Linked DNA regions of Homo sapiens: region 1 is linked to region 2. Evidence: chromatin loops called from intact Hi-C (ENCODE). Cell type or tissue: psoas muscle. All regions are shown on one strand. Links, peaks and the distances in the headings refer to the core of each region. The heading gives the core; the rest is flanking DNA.

What was found. A loop is a pair of places that touch in the nucleus more often than their neighbours do. Peaks named below come from ENCODE experiments on the same cell type or tissue, not always from the same donor. Only the 100,000 strongest peaks of a DNase experiment are listed, where the experiment ranks them.
Region 1: it touches region 2 in a loop (5-fold over the local background); 5 of 110 quality-filtered maps call a loop at or near these places.

The regions. Positions count from the first base shown.
Region 1 is chr6:3,012,097-3,015,004 of GRCh38, reverse strand. It overlaps NQO2 (N-ribosyldihydronicotinamide:quinone dehydrogenase 2), which reads right to left. Exons shown (of 7, transcript NM_000904.6): 4 at 2,331-2,461. Among named protein-coding and RNA genes, the nearest start is that of NQO2, 14 kb to the right of the region's middle. RefSeq lists an enhancer at 691-1,190. In psoas muscle, for the core only: no CTCF peak of the experiment used is centred there; a DNase peak (open chromatin) is centred at 1,325; H3K27ac peaks cover 409 bases.
Region 2 is chr6:3,250,029-3,252,936 of GRCh38, reverse strand. No RefSeq gene overlaps it. Among named protein-coding and RNA genes, the nearest start is that of PSMG4, 7.5 kb to the left of the region's middle. RefSeq lists an enhancer at 128-422 and a silencer at 1,168-1,462. In psoas muscle, for the core only: a CTCF peak has its summit at 1,290 (motif pointing right); a DNase peak (open chromatin) is centred at 1,296; H3K4me3 peaks cover 636 bases.

The sequences.
Region 1 (2,908 bases), core at 264-2,763, 240 kb after region 2:
GAAGGGAAATAAACATAGGCAATCATCTGTTACCAAAGGTGGAAGCCAATGTCTCTTGTGCTTTCCATATAAAACAAACTCAGGACTTGGCATTGAAACCCAAGCTCCACGACCTGCTGCTGTGTGACATTGGCAAGTTACTTGACCTCCCTGTGCCTCCTTTTTCCTGATTCATCAAATAGGGCTACTAATAGTTCACAGCTCACAGCATCCTGGTGAGGATTCGAAGACACACCACAGTGCCCAAAACAGAATCAATGCTCAGTGAGTGGTGGGCTCTGATATTAGTAGTGCAGTAGTGATGAATGAAATTTTTATTAATGTTGAATAAAAGAATAACTTATAATGCAGACCCTCTGGACAAACTATCAGAAAAAAAGGGAAAGTAGGGAAATGGAGTGAAATGAAGTGAAACAAAAGAAAGGCCATTATAGAAAGGCCAGGTCTTAGCCTACCCAGCCACCGGGTTATGGGAGTGGAGTGGGTGCGAGGAGGAAAGCGGGCTCCACGTGGCCGGCCGACCCAAGGGGGACAGGAGAAGCAGAGCAGAGAGCTCAGCGTGGCTCTGCTGGGACCACGCACCCCAGGATACAGGCCCGTCATACTGGCATGGTATTAAGACGGAGATGGTAAACCACATGGTCACCTAGGCCTGAGGACTATGAGTCCACCCACCTGTAATTAGGACAAAGGACGTCCTGCACTTTGGTCAGATTAGCAGCTCAAGGTCACTGAGTAAAGAAAGGGCTGGTGTCGGGAAGGGGTGTGCAGAGGCAAGCCTGGGCAGGGATGAGGCAGCCCTCTTCCCGCACATGCAGGTTGCTTTTATGAAGGCTTGGGAACCTCATCATTCTGGAAAGGTGGTTTTGTCTGGAAAGTGGTCACATGCCGCTCACCCCCTGCCTTGCCCTCACATGGCGGACTCATGCGAACAGTGCTCTCGTTCTCCTGCCCACTCCGCATCCTCAAGCAGGGTTGGAAAACAGAAATGATCTGAACCAATCAGATCCCTTGGTTGGAAATTCTGGATCTAGGGGATCCAGTCCCTGGCAAGCAGTGAGAGAGAACAGAGCCAAGAGGCAGAAAGGAGCAGATGGGAATCTGTGGACGAGAGCAGCTACAGCTCTGTCCTTGGGATCCAGGAGGCCCAAGTGACCAGAGCCCTTATAATAGATTCCCCTTTCCTTCTAGTTGGACAGGAATTTCTGTCACCCAACAATTCCCTCAAAGCTCATGTGCGTACTCTGCTGCCAGGTTTACACAGCCACAGCCATGCCTGCACATCTTCCTTGCAGTGGCGGGAAGTGGCCTGATGAGTCAGCACTCCTGGAGGGCATTTTGCTGGGCCAGTTCACTCTGCAGTGGCATCACCTCCTTGTGAACAAATACAGGAAGGTGGCTGGGCTGGGGGTGAAGCAACCACTGAGAGGGTAGAAACCAGAGATTTTCCTCTTAATGATCAGGATATTTAAGGCAGGATATTTAAGGAGATGCATTTGGCCTGATTTACCCTGATAAACATTTGTGCAGATAAATGTGGTTCTCAAGCAGCCCCAGAATGTCTCAGGGCAGGAACGGGAAGAGAAGGGAAGCAACAAGACTGGCAGGTTTCAGATGATTCTTGGACCACTGGAATAATGGAAATATCCTTCATTCCTATTTACATGGCAGTCGGGATTTGGAGTGAGTGATATTGGCTACGTGGATATCTTTACCCAATTAGGTAAAGTGTTTAAAGTAGTGTTACATCGGCCGGGCGCGGTGGCTCACGCCTGTAATCCCAGCACTTTGGGAGGCCGAGGCGGGTGGATCACGAGGTCAGGAGATCGAGACCATCCTGGCTAACACGGTGAAACCCGGTCTCTACTAAAAATACAAAAAACTAGCCGGGCGTGGTGGCGGGCGCCTGTAGTCCCAGCTACTCGGGAGGCTGAGGCGGGAGAATGGCGTGAACCCGGGAGGCGGAGCTTGCAGTGAGCCGAGATCCCGCCACTGCACTCCAGCCTGGGCGACAGAGCGAGACTCCGTCTCAAAAAAAAAAAAAAAAAAAAAAAAAAAGTAGTGTTACATCTACGTACAGTGTTTAAAGTAGTGTTGTAACTAGATGAAGTGTTGTAACTAGGTGAAGTGTTGTAACTAGGTGAAGTGGTGTAACTAGGTGAAATGTTGTAACTAGGTGTTGTAACCAGGTTACAATATTTGCTCAGTAAGTGTGCAACTGTGCTCAAAACATTGATGCCACTTCCAGAAGCAGCACAAAACTCAATATTCAGAAAGAGTTTGTACATAAGATGAATCTGATTCAATATATTAATTAGAGAAAAACAAACCTGAAATATCACTAGGTCAGCCTCCCGAACCTTTTTCTGCTCATCAGTGATGTCGCTAGCCAGAGACCTTTGCTTGTAGGCTTCGTGGGTTTCCACTCCATAATTGAAAACCTCAGGATTAGAAAGAGTACCTGTCGGGGAAGAGGCCAAACATTCTCACTCCTAGGTGGGCATCCACAGCCCATCCCAACCATCCCAGTAGCACTGTGTATACCGGACTCCTCAGACAAGTCAAAGACATTTGCTGCAACCTGACCAGAAGCTGCACCCTGGGTCCGAGCTAGGGAAAGAGAAGCAGTCTGGGAGGGCTGCTGATTGAGCACTTGCTACCTAGCAGGTGCTGTGCTCTACACACATCACCTTTCTTCATAACAACTGGTGAGACTGGTGTATTTCCCAATTTACCAGAGAGCAAACTGACACCCAAGAGAGGCTGGATGTCTTGTTCAATGCCAAACAGGTCTAAAAAAATAAACTCTACGCTTTAATTTCATGCTCACCTCCACATTTTTGAGTATCTGTGTCTTGATTTACATATTTTATATTGCTTATCTTTGGCTCTTAACAGGTCACGTAGT
Region 2 (2,908 bases), core at 103-2,602:
ACAGAGCCTTCAAGTGTCATCCCCCATAGGGATTTGTTCAGCTCCTGAGAACTGCCTTGCCTAAGGTCTTTCCTGTGGGGACTTTCTGTTGAAGACAACGGATTAAAGGCATGGCCACTTGGGCGCAATGTGCATGGTCAATTCTGACAGCCGCTTTCGCCCTTTCTGGCTGATTTTGTTCCTCAACTAAAGTGAATCTGTGGCTAGCATTGCTCTCAGAGCCACAGGCACACCCAGCAGCCTGCAGGCGTTCCCACCTGACTCACAGCACCGGCCCCTCGGCGCAACCACACTGAGCAGCTCCTCCCTTCCTCTCCTGTCCTACCCGCGGCCAGCTTGCCTGACTGTGTTCCGGACAGTGGTGCACAGACCAGACGCATTCATTTCCCAACCGTAAATATGAGACTCTTCCCAGTTACTGCAGCAGCGCTGCCTGCTCACATCTCCCACACTGGCCTGCACTGCTGCTGTGACATTCTGATGTTTCCTTGCTTCTTGTTTCACTGGCTTCCAATTTTTCTTTCTCACTATTGCCAGAGAGATCTATTGAAGCAATATGTCTGATGATGCTACGCCTTCTAATAATTCTTTGGTGATGTGTAGCCCAAACACCTTTGCAGACACACAAGGCCCCTCACCTAGCTGCTGGTCCCCTTCGTGTCTGTCCCTGATGTCACGCTCAGGCAATAACTCCACAGTTCAGTATCTGCCCCGTGTACCACCACACACGGCGCCACTGGGCCTGGGCCTGCCCTGCCTTACCTGCCTGAGAGACTAGTACTCCTGAGGTTCACCCCAACACCACCCCTCAGGGAAGCCTTCCCTGGCTCCAGGCAGGCTGGCGGCAGCTTCTCTTGGCCCTCATTTTTACCTCCTATAGAGCAATCATTGTATGCAATGTAAAATAAGATATATTTTATGTAATGGTCTTTCTGCATGCCCACCTTCCTCTCAGGAAGCTCCTAAGGATAGCGACAGGGCCTTTCGTCTGCAGTGCAGTGCACAGCCTTGGACTCTGCATGTAAGGCAGATAGCGAAAGTTGATTGAATGGTTGAGTGAGAGAACACAGAAGGACCTCACTGCAGGCCTCATCAGGGTCTTAGGCTCTAGTCCTAGCTCTACCACTAATTATCTCTATACCTTTATTCTAGGTCTGTTATCTTAGCTGTAAATTGAGACGATTGGCTTAGATCGTCTCTAAGGCGCCTTCCCGAGCTAATACCCTATGAAGATCAGATAAGAGAGCCGAATGGTAACTGGAGCCCTTCACTGCCGCCCATGTCATTCTGCAGGGGGCCACTAGGTGGCAGGTGGGAAGGAAGCGGGCAGGTTGAGAGCTGCCTTTGCTTTCAGAAAGCGATGGGAGTTACTGGATTCTTGCTCCTGCAGATCACTCGGGCAGGACAGTTTATTTCTCCAGATTCTGCAATTGCAGATGAAGCACGGGGGTCCTGGTCCCCGGGTAGTTCACAGCCCACAAATGTAAAACCGCCCAGCAGCAGAAGGCGAAAGAGGCCGATTCGAAGAGAAAAAGCAAGGTTTCCTAGGGTGTTTGATTCACCCCCTCCTCTTTCTCCGACCAGGTTAGATTGTGAGCCTTTGTCTGGCATGAATTTCATTAAGAACAAAGATTCAAAGATGATGGATAAGAAAACTGCTCCGTGACCAGCTGGGCAAGGTGGCTCACATCTGTAATCCCAGTGCTTTGGGAGGCCGAGGTGGGAGGACTACATGAAGTCAGGAGTTTGAGGTCAGCCTGGCAACATAGTGAGAACTTGTCTCTACAAAAAATGAAAACTTAGCCAGGCGTGGTGGTGTGCACCTGTAGACTCAGCTACTTTGGAGGCTGAGGTGGGAGGATCACTTGAGTCCAGGAGTTCCAGGCTGCAGTGAGCTATGATTATACCACTGCACTCCAGCCTGGGCGATAGAATGAGATCCTGTCTCAAAACAACAACAAAAATCTTCCTTTGATCATACATTCACTCTGATTACCTCCCCGTATCTCTGCTTCCCTCTACAGCAAAACTCCTGGAAAAAGGCTTCATATGTGCTGTTTTCAATTCCTCTCTTCCCTTGCTCTTGTGAACTCGCTTCTTTCCTGACATTTCACTAAACTGCTTCCACCAAGGTCACCACGCCACATCTTAGTCTCTTCCTTGCTCAACGGGCAGCATTTGATTTCTGGGGCGCTGCTCTGTCTTGGTGCCTCGTCCCTCCAGGTCCCTCCTTCTCAGGCTCCTTGGCTGGTTCTTCGTCATAGTCCCACCTGTGCAGCAGAAGCGTCCAGCGTCCTATTCTCTCCAGCTCCGCAGCCCATGGCTTAATTCCTTCTGCACACGGATGACTCCCACACTGGTTTCTCTGGAGCCAACCTCTCGCCTGAGCTCCAGTGCATATGGTCAGCTGCCTACTCGGCATCTCCATCAGAAACCTCCAACTTACTGTGCGGTTTCCCTCCAAGCCTGCTTTCCCACAGGCTTCCCCATCTCAGCAGCACCTGCATTCTTCCAGCTGTGGGTCCCAGCTGTCCCCACTCACCCTTCACAAGCACAGACAAAACACTTTGGCCAGCAGCAGCCGTTTCCCAGTACACAAAAGAAGAAGGCTTGCCCAAGTTCTGATGTCATCAGGCCCTGGTTCAAAAGGAAAAATAGGATAATCCTGTTTCGTCCAGAGGAAAAAGGCTTAAAGTGGATGGAAACAAGTTAAGCCTCACATCACTGTGATTCACAGGCAGAATCAACCAGAATGAGATTTTTCTATAACTCTTCCTAAAATGTCAATACAGTTTTCTTAACCGAGCAAGTGTCAATACAGCCCTGCCCTACCCAGAGGACAGCTCTGGCCTTAGACCCTGGGCAACCCCATGAAGGGCATTAGGGAGGCACCCTGTCTTCACTCCAC